Regions from separate parts of the Mus musculus genome. Here region 2 is linked to region 1. Evidence: chromatin loops called from intact Hi-C (ENCODE). Cell type or tissue: heart. All regions are shown on one strand. Each heading gives the region's core, and the rest is flanking DNA. Links, peaks and the distances in the headings are about the cores only. Region 1 overlaps Gm40612 (a long non-coding RNA gene). Region 2 has its middle 78 kb from the start of Gm35179.

What was found. A loop is a pair of places that touch in the nucleus more often than their neighbours do. Peaks named below come from ENCODE experiments on the same cell type or tissue, not always from the same donor. Only the 100,000 strongest peaks of a DNase experiment are listed, where the experiment ranks them.
Region 2: a loop joins it to region 1, with 10 times the contacts of the local background. A loop is called at or near these places in 28 of 42 quality-filtered maps.

What each region holds. Positions count from the first base shown.
Region 1 is chr10:22,576,292-22,581,676 of GRCm38, reverse strand. All of the region lies in intron 2 of Gm40612 (a long non-coding RNA gene), which reads left to right. Among named protein-coding and RNA genes, the nearest start is that of Gm46216, 26 kb to the left of the region's middle. In heart, for the core only: a CTCF peak has its summit at 2,051 (motif pointing left); no DNase peak of the experiment used is centred there.
Region 2 is chr10:23,078,552-23,083,936 of GRCm38, reverse strand. No RefSeq gene overlaps it. Among named protein-coding and RNA genes, the nearest start is that of Gm35179, 78 kb to the right of the region's middle. In heart, for the core only: a CTCF peak has its summit at 2,462 (motif pointing right); a DNase peak (open chromatin) is centred at 2,466; H3K27ac peaks cover 322 bases.

The sequences.
Region 1 (5,385 bases), core at 176-5,175:
TTCTCTAATGGATAAAATCATTTTGGTCTGATAGCAGTTGGCAACTCCTAATGAGTTTTCTTGGCACTGGAGAAAGAAATTTCGCATCGTCCCCAAGGTCATCATACCCTGCTGCTAAGATATTGAGCCAAGCCACTACTTACTTGATTGCATTAGCACCAACCTCATGAACTCTCTGGGAAGGTGACGTAAGTGCTGCTTACAGCAGTCAGCACGCTGCCACGGTGACGGTCCAGCGTTCACTTGAGTCTGAGCTTGTATTTATAAGCGACGTAGAAGAATGTGTTTTTTTAAAGTATGGTTTTAACATTTTTTCTTAATCCTATCTTGTTGGTATCCAGGGGCTTAACAGATAATTATTAAATGAACACATAGAGTAACGAATAAGTCAATTTAGTCACAGCTAAAGCTCGTCACAGATTCTTTCCATCTACATTGGAAACTAAATTACAAGCAAGCTTGCCATGTGAAGACATCAACATATGTCTTAAGAGATCCCAGAATGATTTATCTAAAGATAGGTACGAGATAAGAAGCATCATCAAGGCAAAGGGAATGTTCCCCCATCTAAGCTTTCGAGCACTGCCCACTACCTGTGATCCTGCACAGTGGTTATTAACCCCTAAGTACAGCTGCCTAGGATATGTCCTTGATTATGATGCACTGGTTCTTAAAATATCCAATATTTATGGCCCATATTGATATTTATTTATTACAAAGGGCCTTTGGCTACTTTTAGTGAAAAATATAGATTGAACAATAAAGTTGAACACCTCAGAAAACAAGGCAAACAAATTCTTGTAAGTGGTATTGTTGTAAATGACATAAGAGGGTTTCTGTTACATTTCCTTATTTGATTTTTCATTGTGTTTGTATAAATTCAATCCGGAGTATAAGGTTAAAGTGTTAAAATTACTTAAAGCAACTGTGAGGACCCAAATAAAATCTGTTACAAGCCTCAGCCAGACAAAACCGTGCTATGGAGAAGGGAGGGACCCTAACTCTAACCCAAATCCGAGGCCCCACCCCTACCAGAGGCCTCACCCCTACCTGAAACCCCAGTCTTACCTAAAGTTCCACCCCTACCCGAGGCTCTCCAGGAAGCTCACGTTTGATAGAGTAAAGAGAGACTTTCTCTTCAGTGGTGTGCCCAATGTAAAGTGGTCATGATCTTGGAAGAAACCTCACACCCATGATCCAGTAAGAAGTAATTAGTAGTCTAACCCTAATTACACTCCTTGGGTTACAAAATTTTTTAATAAGTCGGGGCTAGTAGCTATGGTGAGGATGTACGGAGAGGGGGGATAGCAAGAGCTGAATCTGATCAAAACATGTTGTATATGTTCATGAAGATGTCACAATGAAACCCGTGACTATGCATTAGTACAATTAATATATAATCTTTTTTTTTGTTTGTTTTTTTGTTTTTTGTTTTTCGAGACAGGGTTTCTCTGTATAGCCCTGGCTGTCCTGGAGCTCACTTTGTAGACCAGGCTGGCCTCGAACTCAGAAATCTGCCTGCCTCTGCCTCCCAAGTGCTGGGATTAAAGGCGTGTGCCACCACGCCCGGTTAATATATAATCTTTAAAACGTTTTAAATTACCTCCAACTCCTACGTCTTATGTTATCGTTCTCTGAGTTTGGGGTAAGTATGTGCGGCTTTGATTTCCATGAGACTAGGACTAAAACTGAACGTTATTTTAAATGTTGGAAGTGACATGTAACTGATTTCTGTTCTGGTGTTCTTAGTGACGTCAGCAAAATCTTTTTGAGTTCCATTTTGTGTGGATATCCTGATTGCTAGTCGCCTCACAGCCTGCTACCTCAAAGGAAGTACATCTAAGAAGAGTGACTTTCAAAACGCAGAATTTAAGGCTTCTGGAACTTTTTTTTGCTTTATTTATAACTTTAATATTCTGAGATAAAAGAGAAACTACAAATTAATAGAACAACAATGAATTAAAAGCAAAATATCTCTCAAGTAGATAGTCCTTGTCGTGTCCCTGTCCTGAGGCCCTCCCACAGGTGTGGTTGGCTTTTCTGGGCCAATATTGCCATCTACTGGTGAACTAGCTGGTTTTGCGGCAACTTGACACAAGCTGGAGTTATCACAGAGAAAGGAGCTTCAGTTGAGGAAATGCCTCCATGAGATCCAGCTGTAAGGCATTTTCTCAATTAGTGATCAAGGTGGGGAGGGCCCCTTGTGGGTGGTACCATCCCTGGGCTGGTAGTCTTGGTTCTATAAGAGAGCAGGCTGAGCAAACCAGAGGAAGCAAGCCAGTAAGGAACATCCCTCCATGGCCTCTGCATCGGCTCCTGCTTCCTGACCTGCTTGAGTTCCAGTCCTGACTTCCTTGGTGATGAACAGCAGTATGGAAGTGTAAGCTGAATAAACCCTTATGCTGAAAACTCAGAATAAATAATTGTATTGCTCAGTGCAACATAAATGTATCTGTCTTCTCAGTGTCTGACAGACCTCATGATTTCCTCAATAGATAGCTAAAGGCCCAATAGATGAGCAGGGCTGTCTGACAGTTCTCTTCAGTAATCCAGGCATTTCAGATCCTGAGGCGGAAGGATCTATGCAAATTGTAGGACAGCCATGGAGACCCTGCCTGAAGAGGAAACACTAAACAGCGAGCGCTGTCCCACCTTCTTCCCAAGTCTTCCTTTCCATGTCTCTTGGAACCCCGGGAACATCTTCTGATTGATCCATTAGAAAAGTAAGCCCGACCATGACCTTTCTCTGTCATCAGCCCTGAGCTGGATTCTTTTTTCCAGGCTTCGCTTCCTTAGCCTTCCGGTTCCCTGAGCCTCCCAGAAGCCTTCCAGTCTCTCCCCCACATTGTACACCTGGCATTCTCTCCACAAGAGACTTGCATTTCATGTCCTTCCAACCCCACCTCAAATGTGATTCCCTAAACGTACAGTATTCTAGCAGCAGAATTTACCCAGTCGACTAAAAGCAGACGATCTCCTGAAGATAAGTGACAGGGTCTCATGTGGAACCCTGGAACAAGAACTTTTTAATTCAAAGACAAAATTCAAGATGGTAGTTAAAATTCTTTTAGAATTGAATGAAAATGACAACACAAAATATGCTTACACAATGAAGGCAATGCCATGAGTCAGTTCATAGCGCTAAGTTCCTACATAAAAACAAAAACCAACAACAACAAAAAACAAAACAACAACAAAAAAAACAGACAGATCTCACACTAATAAAAAGGATACATTTGAAAATTTTAGGGGAAGAAAAAAAAGAAGAAATAGCATCCACAACGAGTGTATGGGAAAAACAATCAATTAGTAAATAACCAAATTAATAAATTAGAGATAAAAGGGGAGACATAACAACAAACATGGAGGAAATTCAGGTAATCATGAAGACATACTTTAAAAATCAGTATTTCACCAAACTGGAAAATCTAAATGAAATAGATACATTTCTTTATAAACATTACCTACTAAAATCAACATGACATCAACAGACCCATAACCCCTAGTTAAATAGAGCATCTATTAAACTCCCAAATAAGAAAAAAAAACTATGTCCTAGTAGACTCAGTACAGAATTCTACTAGAATTTCAAAGATTAACTAATGTCAATAATCTTCAAATCATTTCCCAAAATCGGAACTGAGGGAACTCTTCCAAATTCTTTTTACAAAGTCCCAATACTAAAACAGAGACTCAACAAAAATGAAAAGTATAGCCCTTACTTATGAACATGATGCAGAAATTCTCAATAAAGTACTCAAAAACTGAATTTAAGAAAACATCAGAAAGACCATCCACTGATCCAGTTGACTTCATCCCAGAGCCGCATGGTTCAACATATGTAAATCAGCAAACATACCCAGCACATAGAAATTAAAAGGCAAAAACAAAATGATCATCTCACAGATGCAGGAAAGGTTTTGACAGATCCCAACATTCATTCAAGATAAAAGTATAGGAGAAATGAGGCTTACAGGGACAGAGACATAATGAAGGGGGCTTACAGCCAGTCAATATCAAGTTAAATGGAGAGAAGCTCAAAGTGTTTCCACTAAAGTCAAGACCAAGTCAAGGATGTCCACTCTGTCCAGTGCAGCACTCAAAGTCTTAGTTAAGGAGTAAAGTAAGGACGACTGAAGGAGATCAAAGGATTACAAATAGGAAAAGGGAGGGGGGATTCCAGAATCCACATTTGCAGACCATTTCTTTTCTATTTCAATATACAAATCATACACTTACTTAGTTAAATTTATTATTATTCTATGAGAACAAGAATTTGAAAAGTGGGATCAGTTACACTCCTTGGATTCCTATCCCAGGTAACACAAGGGCAAACATCCCTGCCCAGAGTATGCAAAATATGTAATGTGAATGAGATTCATTTTAAGGATTAAAAGTGTGTGTGTGTGTGTGTGTGTGTGTGTGTGTGCGTGCGCGCGCGCGCCTGCGTGTTAAGGATCACCATCAGAGCCCTTACACAGGGCAGGCAAGTGAACTACTTCCCAGCCAAAATGATTAATTGTGAGGGCTGGAGAAATGTAGTAGGAGGAGCTGATACTGAAATCTGGTTCCCTAATTGTTTCTTGATTATATCAATAAAGATGGCAGAAGGTAATCACTGGGTGAAAATAAAGAGGTGGGATTTTCCAGGTCCCAGAAGGAGACAAGATAGTGAGTGGGCTTTTCAGTCAGGCTTTGGGGAGAGGAGCACAGAACCATGTAAGGTCTGGGGGCAACTAGAACCGGTGGCCGCTTCATCACCGGAAGAATTCTGATACAGGATAGCTGATGACTTCAGGGCAGTAGGTTCCATGCTCAGTGGTTGTGTTATCTGGCTGGTTTTAAAATATTAAGGCTGTCTGATGTTTTCCATCCTCCGTGACTCAGGTGGGCAGGAGAAAGGGCAGCCTTGGGACAGTCTTTGGTGGTTGGCAGAGCCAGCCTCGGGGTTGGTTGGTCAGTGTAGACTCATCACAGCTCGGAGCGTTCTCCGGTTGTTAGAGGATTGGAGACACTAACTGCTGGCCATTGCGGAGCTATCTGGATTGGGAGCAGCGGCAGTGAATTCTTGGAGCCAAGCTGAGAAGCTGAGAGTGCAGCCCCAGAAGGTGATAGCATGAAGTTTTGAAATTAACACGCAACGGAGAAATAGCTGTTCTTACAGAGGAGCCCATTTTGATTGCCAAGCATGGCGGCTCACAACCATCCGCCACTCCAGTTCTAGGGCATCTAAAGTCCTTTGCTGATCTCTTCAGGACACTCCAGAGCACCAGGCACACACACACATAGAGGCAAAACACTCGTACGCATAACAAAAATGGAAACCTTTAATTGTAAGAGCTTCTCCGATAATGAACAATCCTTACACTAGAGATTATTTGAAGG
Region 2 (5,385 bases), core at 295-5,294, 500 kb before region 1:
GCCTCGGTTTCATGAGACAACTGCGTCCTTTACCCCAGAGCTCTGGGGCTTTGGGGCTTTAGCTGACTAGATTTGAAGACCTCATTTTCATTTGCAACATGTCAGTTGCCATACAGCAGAAGCAGCAAGAACTAACAGACAATGGCCTGTGGAGCCCTGCCTCTGACTTCCTTCTAGATTTGCAGTCATTAAGACACTTTTTTTTTCAAGTCCTGAATTACTTTGTTTCAAATTTGGAATTCTGCATCAATGATAACTTTAAAAACTCTAACTCCAGTCTGGAAAGATGGCTCAGAGGTCCTGAGTTCAATTCCCAACAACCACATGGTGGCTCACAGCCATCTATAAATTCTGCTGTCCTTTTCTGGTGTGTCTGAAGACAGGTACAGTGTTCTCATATACGTAAAATAAAAAAACAAAAACTCTTAACTCTAACTCCTGGGGCAGGGGCCATCTCTAGGACATGCCAGAGACCTGAGATGGGGGGGGGGGGCTCCCAGGAGTCTATGAGGTGGCTCTAGCTAAGACTCCTAGCAATGGGAGATATGGAGCCTGAGGTGACCACCTCCTTTAGCCAGGCAGGACTCCCTATGGAGGGATAAAGTCATCAACTCACACATAAAACCTTTGACTCAAAAAGTGCCCTGCCTAGAAGATGCGCAGGGACAAAGATGGAGCAGAAACTGAGGGAATGGCCAACAATGACTGGTCCAACTTGAGATTCATCCTATGGGTGAGAACCAAACCCTGATGCCATCAATGATACTCTGTTATGCTTGCAGATGGGAGCCTAGTATAACTGGCCTCTGAGAGGCTCCACCCAGCAGCCAATGAAACAGAAGCCGAGCCCCATAACCAAGCATTATATGGAGCTCAGGGAGTCTTGTGGATTAGTTGGGAGAAGGATTGAGGAAACCGGAGATGATAGGAACTCCACAAGAAGACCAATAGACAACTAACCTGGACTTTTGGAGCTCCCAGAGACTGAACCACAAGAGCAAGCATGGGCTGGACCTACTACACACATACACACACACACACACACACACACACACACACACACACAGAGAGAGAGAGAGAGAGAGAGAGAGAGAGAGAGAGAGAGAGAGAGAGAGGTAGCAGATGTGCAGCTTGACCTTCATGCAGGTCCCCCAATAAATGAAGCAAGGTCTATTCCTGACTCTGTTGCCTGCCTGTGGATTCTGTTCCCCTAGCTGAGCCACCTTGTCTGGCCTCAGTGGGAGAGGATGAGCCTGGTCATGAAGTAACTGATGTGCAAGGGTGGGCTGATTCTGGGGGTGGGGCTGACCTCCTTCACAGAGGAGAAAGGGAAGGGGAAGGAGCTGCAAGGGGGGCTGCAGTCAGACAATAAAGTGACAAAAGAAACAAAGAAACACAAAGAATCCCTCTAACTCCTTTGAGGACTGTCCAGTCCAGCCATATTATAGTGCCAAGCACAGGAACCAGGTAATACAAACCAGGCACACATGGCTTGTGGCAACACTAGAGACTGCGTCCTGTGTTGGTCCCATAGCCGTGCCATTGAGCTGATCTGTGTTAGTGGACCTTGCCTGTGGTATTATGCTGCATCTTCCCAGTGTGTATATCCTTATCTTTGACATTTTCTCCTTCCTGCTGCAAATGTCCTCACCATGCCTCTTGGGTGCTTGGCTGATGCAATGAATCATTTCCCCAGCCAAAAGCTTCTGCTATGACCCCCATACAAAGCAGGGCCGTCAGTTCCAAGGGGTTGAACAATGCTGGGAAAGATTAGTCAGTCTGTCAGTCACTGACCAAGTGGAAACGCGCATGCCCAAAGCAATGGGTTGCTCAGCCTGCCCTTTGGCAGCAAGCAGCCCACATGGAAGTCACTTGAAGTGACATGTGATGCACATTCGGACCATAGCTTCTGGAATTGGTTGGTGCTATGTGGAAATCGCATAGAGAATGACTATCGAATACATTCAAGACAACTTTGAGGATGCTCAGAACTTAGAAGAGTCCAGATATGGCTGGTATCGCCTAAGAACAGGAAGCAGTTTCTTACCTTAAGCCCGTGGAAGATGAGGTTCCTCCGCCAAACAAAGATTCCAGAACAGGTAACAGAAAGATAAGTGCCCCCTTCCCCGATTCTTTTGGCATTTAAAACAATGCCAAACATATCACAGAAGCGGAATAATTTTTTTTTTCTTCACCAGTAGCCACTGACTTTGAGATGCCAAAAGGTCCAAACCTTGGAGTGACTATATAAGGTGGCTCAGGACTGAAGAAAAACAAAGCAAATCGCGGCAACCAAATCTAAGGTCTGTGATGTAAAGCTGTCCCTTACATAGGTTTACAGGAAGACCTCACACTACTGTCCTAGAAGTAAGTGGATCACTGAATCTTGATTCAGTCACCTTTCTCCTACCCTTCATGGAAACTTTGGTTTTGTCTTCCCACGGGCAATACCGCAGACGAACACAAGGGGGCGAGGGCGTTCTGTCTAAGGTTAACAAAGCGAGCATGAGTCCCAGTATCCAAATCAACGCTTAAAATAACTTTAGGAAATGTTCTCCTGTGGAACAGCCACGACGTGCTTTCTCTATCGGATGTTTTATTTCATTTAGAACTTATGCAAGCCGTTTGAGTTCTGACTTACTCTGAATCGAAGATCAATAGAAGTCAGAACACCCAGAAGAGGAAATGTTTGGGCCTTTGAACACGGCTGTTCCCTTTGTACAGCAGCAACTTCCCTGCTGGGAACCGAGGTGTTTACTGCCACTATCTGCCAGATAAGGGTGATATTGTTTCCAAGAACTCGGACAAATAATACTTCTGAAGAAAACCTTGCAGGAAATTCCAGTTTCTACATAAAAATAAGTACACTAATTTGTGTGTGCATACGAATATGGAGTGTGTACATCTGCATATGTGAGAGACTGTCTAAGAATCTATGAGCGTTTCTCATATGCTATGAGTAATGTCATCATTTGACCACTGGTGTGTAGTTGTTCCACTGAGGTGTGAGGCTGTGTGCAGCCTAGAAGCTCAGTTCCCATGAACAGCCCCGGCGGGGTGTGTCACGATTGATCAAGGGATGGAACATGTGTCACGCGTGGGAAGGCATCCTCCAAGTCAGCTTCCACTGAAGTCCAGCCCTCCCCTCAGCCAAACCTGGACACGCCACGCTCAGTCTTGCAAAATAGAATTAAATAGGGTTCACGTAAATGAAACTCAAAAAGCCACAGCAACAAGAAGTCGCTACAGAGTATCTCTCTGGGCCTGGGGATATGAACTTGGGGTAGATGGCTTGAAGGATGGCACAGGGGCCTGGAACAAAGAGAGCAAAAACATGTTACATGAAAATAATTATTTATTTATTTCTCTTTTTTCCTTCTTTTATTTATGAAAATCTAACTTTCCCTGATATCTCAGCATTGATAAGGAAGATTGATGCTCTGGCATCAATTAAAGTATTACCGACCTTAATTTTTCTTCTAACACTCTTGAAACCTTATCAGAAACATAATAGGCCCTGTGTCCATAAAACCCACTCTGAAAGGTAAGCTATAACCACTACCTCTTATTTTTAAAATTAGATATTTTCTTTATTTACATTTCAAATATTATTCCCTTTCCTAGTTTCCCTTCCAAAACCCCCCTATCCCCTCCCCCCATCCCCTGCTCCTGAACCCACCCACTCCCATTCCTGGCCCTGGCATTCCCCTATACTGGGGCATTGAGCCTTCACAGGACCAAGGGCCTCTCCTCCCATTGATGACCAACTAGGCCATCCTCTGCTACATATGCAGCTAGAGCCACAAGTTCCACCATGTGTTTTCTTTGATTGGTGGTATAGGTCCAAGGAGCTCTGGGGGTACTAGTTAGTTCATATTGATGTTCCTCCTGTGGGGCTTCAGTCCCCTTCAGCTCCCTGGATATTTCTCTGGCTCCTTAATTGGGGTGGGTCCTTGTGCTCCATCCAATGGATGACTGTGAGCATCCACTTCTGTATTTGCCAGGCATTGGCAGAGCCTCGCAGAAGACAGCTATATCAGGCTCCTGTCAGCAGGCTCTTATTGGCATCTGCCTAGTGTCTGGGTTTGGTGGTTGTTTATGGCGTGAATCCCCAAGTGGAACAATCTCTGGATTATCTGTATCCACACTTTGGTCTTCCTTCTTCTCCAATTTCATGTGTTTTGCAAATTGTATCTTGAGTATTCTAAGTTTCTGGGCTAATATCCACTTATAAGTGAGTGCATATCATGTGTGTTCTTTTGTGACTGGGTTGCCTCACTCAGGATGATATCCTTCAGATACATCCATTTGTGTAAGAATTTTATAAATTCATTGTTTTTAATAGTTGAGTAGTACTCCATTGTGTAAATGTACCACATTTTCTGTATCCATTTCTCTGTTGAGGGACATCTGGGTTCTTTCCAGCTTCTGGCTACTATAAATAAGGCTGCTATGAACATAATGGAGCATGTGTCCTTATTACCGGTTGGAACATCTTCTGGGTATATGCCCAGGAGAGGTATTGCTGGGTCTTCCAGTAGTACTATGTCCAATTTCCTGAGGAATCGCCAAACTGATTTCCAGAGTATTTGTACCAGCTTGCAATCCCACCAGCAATGGAGGAGTGTTTCTCTTTCTCCACATCCTCGCCAGCATCTGCTGTCGCCTGAGTTTTTGATCATAGCCATTCTGACTGGTGTGAGGTGGAATCTCAGGGTTGTTTTGATTTGCATTTCCCTGATGACTAAGGATGTTGAACATTTTTTCAGGTGCTTCTCGGCCATTCATAACCACTACTTCTACCTCCTCCTCAAAACAAGTTTAAAAGCTAATACAATATTCAGAAATTATTCTATGTATTGCAAACCACAATTCACTCAAAATCATTCAGATAGTTACAGAGATTTTAGCTATAAAGAATTCTCAAGTCTTAAAACATTTAAAATAACTTTAGGAGATTTCAAAATTTTAGAAGATAATCTACTGAATTGAAGTACTTATGACTGCTTGTCATTAACACAGCACAATTTGGAAAGCCAAATAAACCAAATCTGTTCAAAGATTTGAGAATAACATAGTCATAATTCCTACAGATAATGCCACAATATTACAGCTAAGACATCTCACATCAATACACAGTGGCCTACAAGCCAATTTAATCAAAATTTCTACTTCAAAGGAGAACTGTGTTTAGGATAACATGGTAGAAACTATAAGAACACTGGAAGTTTGCTCAGTTTCTAGTCAAGAACACATTTCGTGATTATCATCCAACCACCTGAATTGTATTTTCTTCACTGGAACCAACACATTTACAAAGGACAAAGAATATTAGGAAATAAACATGTGAATGCATCCGTCCTCATCACCAAACAGTGCGACTAT